Linked DNA regions of Mus musculus: region 1 is linked to region 2. A link is a contact called in ENCODE Hi-C data. All regions are on one chromosome and are shown on one strand. Each heading gives the region's core, a stretch centred on a gene start or an enhancer-like site at or near the end of the contact. The rest is flanking DNA. Distances are from core to core; before and after follow the strand shown.

Region 1 (3,785 bases), core at 937-3,436, 1.2 Mb after region 2:
CCTGGCTCCCATTCTGCCTCCACCCCACCCCATTCCTTGAGAGATATGCAAAGGCGGCAGGAGATCTGGGAACCCCCAGAGGTCAGGCCAGCCTGAGCGGCTTCAGGGAGTATAGATTCTCATTACAGCACACCTGAGCCCAGAGCATCAGGCTACCCGTACACACGCATCTGAAGATGCCAGATCTGACCAAAAGGTCACAGCTGGTTAGGGCTAGGAAGCTCTGAATAACTAATGAGCCTTGCTTCAGTGGGAGCTCGAGTCGGGGACAAGGAGATCCCAGAAGACTCAAGTCATGGAATAACATCTGTCCACTGAGTACTTCTTCTTTTTTGAGACAGGGTTTCTCTGTATAGAACCTGGCTATCCTGGAACTCACTCTGTAGACCAGGCTGGCCTTGAACTCAGAAATCTGCCTGTTCTGCCTCCCAAGTGCTGGGATTAAAGGTGTGTGCCACCACGCCCGGCTCCACTGAGTACTTGTAACTCTCCACGTTCTATGAATTTTCTCCCCACAGGGGCCACCTGAGTGGAAAGTTTGACAGGAGAAGAAAAAGCCCAACTGGCTAAGTGACTGGCCCACGGGTTAATCCCTTATACTGTCCTGCCTCATGCCGTAGGCAAGGATAGACCATGGCACAAGGTACACTCCAGGCAAAGAAGGCTGGGTTTGAATCTTTGCTTCTCATTTATCAAGAAGTGTGACTCTTGGCAAGGATTTGAGCTGTTTTCCTTCTTATAGCATTGGAGAAACAGCCCTGAGGAAGTCTTTAAGGCTTAAGGGGTTCCTTCTGGCACATGGTGGGATCTCACAGACAGCTTTTGTGTTCCTTCACCAGTCCAAGAGAAAAGCCAAGCCCCCTTCCCAAAGGAAGAGCTACAGACACTATTCCACAGGTCTCCACACATACCTCATGGCCACATTGCTTCCGTCGATGACCACAGGTCTCAGGTCGCTGCCCTCTCTGTCCTCCTCTGGGAGTGAGGGTTCTAGAGTGGAAGGCTTGGGGGTGCTTCCACCCCGGGGCACCAGAGGGGGCTGGGGGCTGGGGGCCGTCAGGGCCTGGCATTCTCGTTCAGTAGCTGAGCCATGCTTCACCAATTCCCCTAGCACCGTGTTGGTGTCTGCTTGGACTCCCAGCTTCTGCAGGACACTGTGGATCTCAGAGGACGAGTACCCCAGTTTACGGAAAAAGTCCACCTTCATCTGCAGCTCGGAAGTAGGGGCCTCTTTAGCCACAGGATCCTGGTCTGGCTGAGGTCGACCCTGGCTGCTGTGTCTGTCCTCAAGACTCCACAGACTCATGGTGGGGTTGGATTCTTGGACAGGCTTCGTTCCACAAGGGTCACTCATATTTCACATTCTTGGAATGTGTCCATCACAGCTCCTATTGACCAGACCACAGGGTTAAGGGCAAGCAATGCCCAATATAGGTCTCTTTCAGACTCTCTTCCACAGAATGGGGCAACACGAACTGAGAAGACGCTATTCAAAGCCATTCTCACGTGTCAGCCCACGCTGTGCTCTCAAAGAGCTCTCAGCATTAGTTATTTTTACAAGAGGGAGACCGAGGCACAGGCAGTAAGCGTTTACTCAAGATCATCAACTCAAAGTTTGTGATACAAACATTTGAACTTGGTCTGACTCCACCCCCAAACCCCGTTCTGTTCCATGCCAACCCAAGGGACCCAAGAGGCAGGGGCGGGGCTCTCAGAAGGAAACTGGGGCTGGAAGTGCGCAGGGGACCCAGGGGCTTCCCCATTGTGGCCACCGCCTTCGTCTCCGAGTCTCATACTTCGGCTCAGGGACAGAGTTCTATTCTGGGAAGGACAAGTTTCCGGGGTGACCCACGGAGAGAAAAGTTGCTGGGCGACTCTGGTTGGCTACCGGGCCCGGTGACGCGAGGAGGTCCTGGCTAGAGCCCGGAGAACGCCGGGTGCCCCAAGACACCCCGTTCCACGCACCAGGGTGAACTCAGCGGGGTCCCAGCGATGGAGACACTGCCCGCGCGCGACCCTCCCGGAGTCAGACCCAACGCAGCGCAGCACCCGTTCCACCCGGTAGCACTCACCCCGCTGAGCGCCGGACGTCGTCTGTAAGGTGTCCATGGAGCCGAGTCTCGGGCTCTGACGGCACCTTCGTAGCCGCGACAGGCGGGCAGGTGCTTTAAGGGCAATGACGCGGAAGCCGGGCAGGGCCGCCGCCCCTTCCTGCTCCGCCTCCCTCCTGCCCCGCCCCACGGTAGGTCGGAGCCGGCTCCGCCCCGTTTCTGAACAAGTCCCGCCCCAGCATCTCTAGCCACGCCCCTGGCCACACGAAGTCTGGGCGGCTCCAGGCTTGTACCACCCGACTGCTTAACGCCGGCTCTGCAGAAGCAGGTTCCGTGCACCATGCAAAACCGGAATAGAACGGCCTCGCAGGTTCACTTCAACAACTTGACACGTCCACCGGCTTGGTCCAGGTTTCTAGTTGCACAAGTTGAGGCCACAGCCGGCAGAGATCCGGCCACTCCAGTTCAGTCACATAGGTTGTGAACTGAAGCCTGTTCAGCGATAGAGTCACACTCAGGACCAGGGACACTTTTCTTGAAGTAAATACCTTCCCAAGACAGGAGGGCTCCACCACCACAAGTTGCATAGTGGTGGAGGAAATGCCAGGAAAAGGAGGGACATTGACACCAATCGCCATGGGAGAGTCCGTGAAGAATGCTATCAAGCAGACTGCAAAAACTCATCTTGTCCCTTATCCTCAAGAGGTCAAGATCCCTCAGTCGAGCACAGCCCTGTACATTATCATCCTGGGGCTTAGATATTGGACAGATCCTTGTGCTCAGGGACCTTCTGTTTTCTTTGGCTTTTGTTGTTCTTTCTGACACAAGGTCAAGCTATGTAACCCATGCCGGCCTCAAACAGCCCAGTGGCCCCATCCATCAGGATCCTGTGTGCTGAGGTTATAGGTGTGAGTTATCATGCTTGCTCCATTTACCTCTGAGAAATGCAGGAAAAAGCTGAAGGGCCTCAGCCATGTAGATCAAGATAGGAGGTCCCAGCTGGGTGTGGTGGCGCACACCTTTAATCCCAGCACTTGGGAGGCAGAGGCAGGAGGATTTCTGAGTTCAAGGCCAGTCTGGTCTACAGAGTGAGTTCCAGGACAGCCAGGGCTACACAGAGAAACCCTGTCTTGGAAAAAAAAAATAGGAGCTCCCACTCTGTAGCACCAGGGACCACTATGAGCATTCTGGGGGACACTAGTGACTCAGGGCAGAGGGAAGGGAGCCTGGCTGTCAGTGTGCCTGCATGCATGCACGAATGCATGTGTGTGTGCTAGAGAAGAGAGAGGTGCCCAGGAGAGGGAGAAAGGGAACCCAGGACCTGCACACAGGAAGACAAAGTCTATTATGTCACCAGCATGCTTGCATATAGGGAAACTGAGGCTCAGGAAGCCAAAACACTCAAAAGTAAGAATTAATTACTGTGTGTCAATACTTCAGTCATATCTCACCTGTCTAAGCAAATGCAGTTGTCTTCTAAGGACATTGGCTGTTTTAATAAAATGGTTTTATAGTAAAAGATACCACCAACATAGCTACATACATTCAGTCTAAAAAGAGATAACAATAATTTTTATTGACTTTATTTAGTTTTTAATTACCGTATTGATGTGCATGGGAATTTTGTATGCATGCCTGGTGCCCCAGGAGGCCACAAGGGGCTTAGGACCCCTGGAACTGGAGTTACAGATGGTTGTGAGCTTCAACATGGGTGTCGGAAATCAAACCAGGATC
Region 2 (3,640 bases), core at 869-3,368:
TATGTGTATGAGTGTTTTGCCTGCATGTATTTATGAGTTCCACCTGTGTGCCTGGCATCCTTAGAGGGCACTGCATCCCCTGACACTTGACAGTTGTGAGCCATCATATGGGTGCTGGGACTGGATGTGGATCATCTGCAAGAGCACCAAGTGCTTTTAACCACTGAGCAGGAATAAAAATTTAAAAAGAACAGAGCTTTTGAAGATGGCTCAGTGGGGAAGCACTTTTTAAATAAATGTGAGGTCTTGAGTTTGAATCCCCCAAACTCACATAAAGTTGAGCATATTTATGTCAGTAATCTCAGTGCTCCCATTGTGAGATAGATAAAGAAGAAACTGTTCCCAAAAAATCAGGGTGAAAGTTTTTAGATATCTGTGGTTGTCCTATGATCTCTACTCATATATTCCACCCAAAAACTGTTAAACCTTTTATCAAAGCTACCGTTAAATTTGATTTCCCCTGGCACAGCAGTTGGTTCTCTGAATCCATAGATTAGGCCAACTGGATTGGAAATATTTTGGGGGAATTGTACTGAACATATGTAGACTTTATTTTTACACTTATGCAATATAGTGCAACAACTATTTATACACACATCCCATTCTTTAAAAAAGGGGTTTCTAGCTAAGGCTGTCAAGGATGTGTAGAGTGGGCTGACTTAGAACTTTTTGGGGGGAATTCTACACCTGCCTCAGATGTACTGAGATTTACGGATGTGGGCCATCATATCATGCCTGGCAAAGACACAATTTCATTTTTCATTGTACTGGTTATTATAATTAATGCAGAGATAATATAAAGTACATGGAGTGTGCATAGGTTCACATGTAAATAGCCTATACTAGGAATCTGACCGTCTTCCAGTCGGTTAATCGGATTAAGGGTGTCCTGAAAGCATTCTCCCATTGATACTGAGAGACACACGCATATTTAAGTGCATTCTGCCTGTCTATTAGGTACTGTGGAGTTGATATTTTTTAGGTGAGGTTGTGACGGCCTACTAGAGCTTACTTTTCTCTCTACAGTCAGATCAGTCTGTCTGAGTAGGAGATGAGACTATGTGGTAGAATTTTCCCTAGCATGCGCAAAAGACCCCGAATTTCATCCTTAGCCCTGCAAACAACAGTCACTTTGTAAAACCAGAAGCCCTATCCCTACCCCAACTCCTTTTGAGTGTACACGGCTGTATTTTAAGGGTTGTCAAATTTCCACTTCTGGGAGTCCGAGACATTTACAACTTTCTGAAACATACTTTGGCAGTAATCATTTGCCTTCATTAGCCCTAATTCCTCTAGTCTCTAATCACAAAGAAGTCAAGTACTCAGTTGCTGGATGGGTTACTGGAGGGGCACTAGGTGGGCGTGAAGATGGAGTCGGTAGAATATAAGGGCAGCAGTATCCTATCAGCGATCTGCTTACGGAATTAGAAGATGTTTTAGCATGCTCGTATCTGTTTTCCTTATCGGGTTCCAGGTACCAGCATAGGCAAGTTATCACTGAGATTCCTAATTGCCTTTCGCACGTGCCGAATCTATAGGTCTGGACTGGCTCACACACGACCTCCGGTGGACTCACCCAATTCCAGAGCAATTCATCTATCCTCATGGCCTTTTCCCATAAAATCTGTACTGAGTCAACTTACACAGAAGTCCAATCTCTGTTCAGCTTCAAGCAACTTGAGGGCATGGAGGGGCAATTCAGTTTCCAGTGCCTTCCTGGTACCCAGGACCTGACAAGCATCACTAAATACTGGCAGGGCAGCTGCAACAAGGGAGGGGGGCACAAAGAATTCTTACCCAGACGCCTAGAAGCTTCCCTGCGTTGCTCTCGGAGCCCGGAAGAAGGCGGGGAGCGGGGAGCAGCCCAGCGCGCGCATGGAAGGCCGAGGTGCGTTGCGGGCTGTGCCCCCAGGGCGAAGGCCCGGAGGCCGACGAGAGGCGCGGCCAGGCCGAACTCCTCGTGACGCCTCCCCCCCTTCTGCCGCTGCTAGTCAGGTGATTCCGGGCACGTGATAGTACCACTTACCCTGTTGTCCCAGAGTGGCAGCCCGCCCAGCCAATAATAAACCGAAGCTTGGCGGCGGCCCAATCGGAGCTGGGCTTATGGGCGGGCCCTGCGGCGGCTACTGCCGGGGGCGGCGGCAACAGCGGCGGCCTGGGGAGGCGGCGGCCTAACCTGGCCTGGCCTGTCAGGGCGCGGGCGGTGGTGGTCCAGCACCATGTCCCTGCAGTACGGGGCGGAGGAGACGCCCCTGGCCGGCAGTTACGGCGCAGCCGACTCGTTCCCCAAGGACTTCGGCTACGGCGTGGAGGAGGAGGAAGAGGAGGCAGCGGCGGGTGGCGGCGGAGGCGCGGGGGCCGGCGGCGGCTGCGGCCCGGGCGGCGCTGACAGCTCCAAGCCGAGGATCCTGCTTATGGGGCTCCGGCGCAGCGGCAAATCCTCCATCCAGAAGGTGAGCGCCCCGCAGCCGCCGCCTGCCCTTGGTTTTGCCCGGCCCACGGCGCTCAGGTGGCGGGTGCCCAGGAGGCCTGAGAGGGTGGAGGCCTGGCGCTGCGTCCCCGGGCACTGTCCACACCTGCGAGCGCAGAGCCTGGGCGCGGTTCGCCCAGGGTCCCCGACCTGGGCCTCCGAGGGTCGAGGGGGGCCAGGAGGCGACGCTGGCTGGAGGGAGGAGGCAGGTGCCGGTCACCGCCCTAGAACTCCTCCCTTCTGGTCGCTGCCCTTGTGGCGTTGACGAAACCGACCCGTCGTCCCCGGTTCTCACGCGGAGAACTTGGTGAGCGTGCTGTCCCGCCGCATCTCACTTAGGTGACAGGAGTTTTCAGGGATCTCCTCCCAGCCTCTGGACCGTAGCGGCGCCTGAAAGTGTTGTGGCGAAGACACTGGGCATCTCAGTGTTTGTTGTCAGTCTGTTGGAGACTTCTGTAAAAACATTTTTTGGGGGGGGGGGCGGGGGGGGGGACTCTATCGCTACACCTACTTTATTTAGAACTTGTAGCCCTGTGGTTGCAGTTACAGGTGACAGTCCCCAGTAGCTGGTCACAGCGATCTTTGGAGACGGTTTTGCAGGCGGACAGACATCAGTGCATTTGTTTTCACTTGGGTCCGTCGTGAACGAATAGAATGAATGCCTAAGGCTTTGTATTTTTAGGGAAATAGAGGCAGGGTTGATTTCTTTCAATCAGCCATTCCCATTACAAACAGAGCGAACTTCTGGTAAAACTACGGTCACAGACAACCATGCTTTCCCCATTTCCACTCTGACACAAAGGTCTGTCCAAACAGAAATCTCTGGTATTTTGTAGGGGTGGTGTTTTTAAAAAGCAACATCGCTGCCTACCCCCACATCTTCCGCCCCTGCACTTGCTGGACAACTGTTTTATTTTCTCACGTCTGTGTCAAAGTTAGACCTTTGGGGGGAGTGCTTATGCTAAGTAACTACCACTTGAAACCTATGAGAACTTTTTCTCTCTTCCAAGTTAACACTGAGAGACAAATTTGCTGTATGTTAGGGTTGTATCAGGCAAGCCTTAAAGCTACATCTCCAGCCCTGCTGTGGTTTTTTTGTTTTCTTCCTGTATAGCAGGCTGGCCAAGAACTGACTATGTAGCCAAGGGTGACTTTAAGCTCATCCTGAGC

What was found. Hi-C counts contacts between places; a loop is a spot of excess contacts on that map.
Region 1: a map of T-helper 17 cell shows a loop between it and region 2 (5-fold over the local background). The contact joins the promoter of Zc3h12a here to the promoter of Rragc in region 2. A Hi-C loop is called at or near these places in 2 of 37 maps with a recorded cell type or tissue (T-helper 1 cell and T-helper 17 cell).

The regions. Positions count from the first base shown.
Region 1 is chr4:125,125,695-125,129,479 of GRCm38, forward strand. It overlaps Zc3h12a (zinc finger CCCH type containing 12A), which reads right to left and starts at 2,187. Exons shown (of 6, transcript NM_153159.2): 1 at 2,073-2,187; 2 at 912-1,388. The coding sequence starts at 1,354.
Region 2 is chr4:123,915,315-123,918,954 of GRCm38, forward strand. It overlaps Rragc (Ras-related GTP binding C), which reads left to right and starts at 2,119. Exons shown (of 7, transcript NM_017475.2): 1 at 2,119-2,453. The coding sequence starts at 2,220. It also overlaps D130007C19Rik.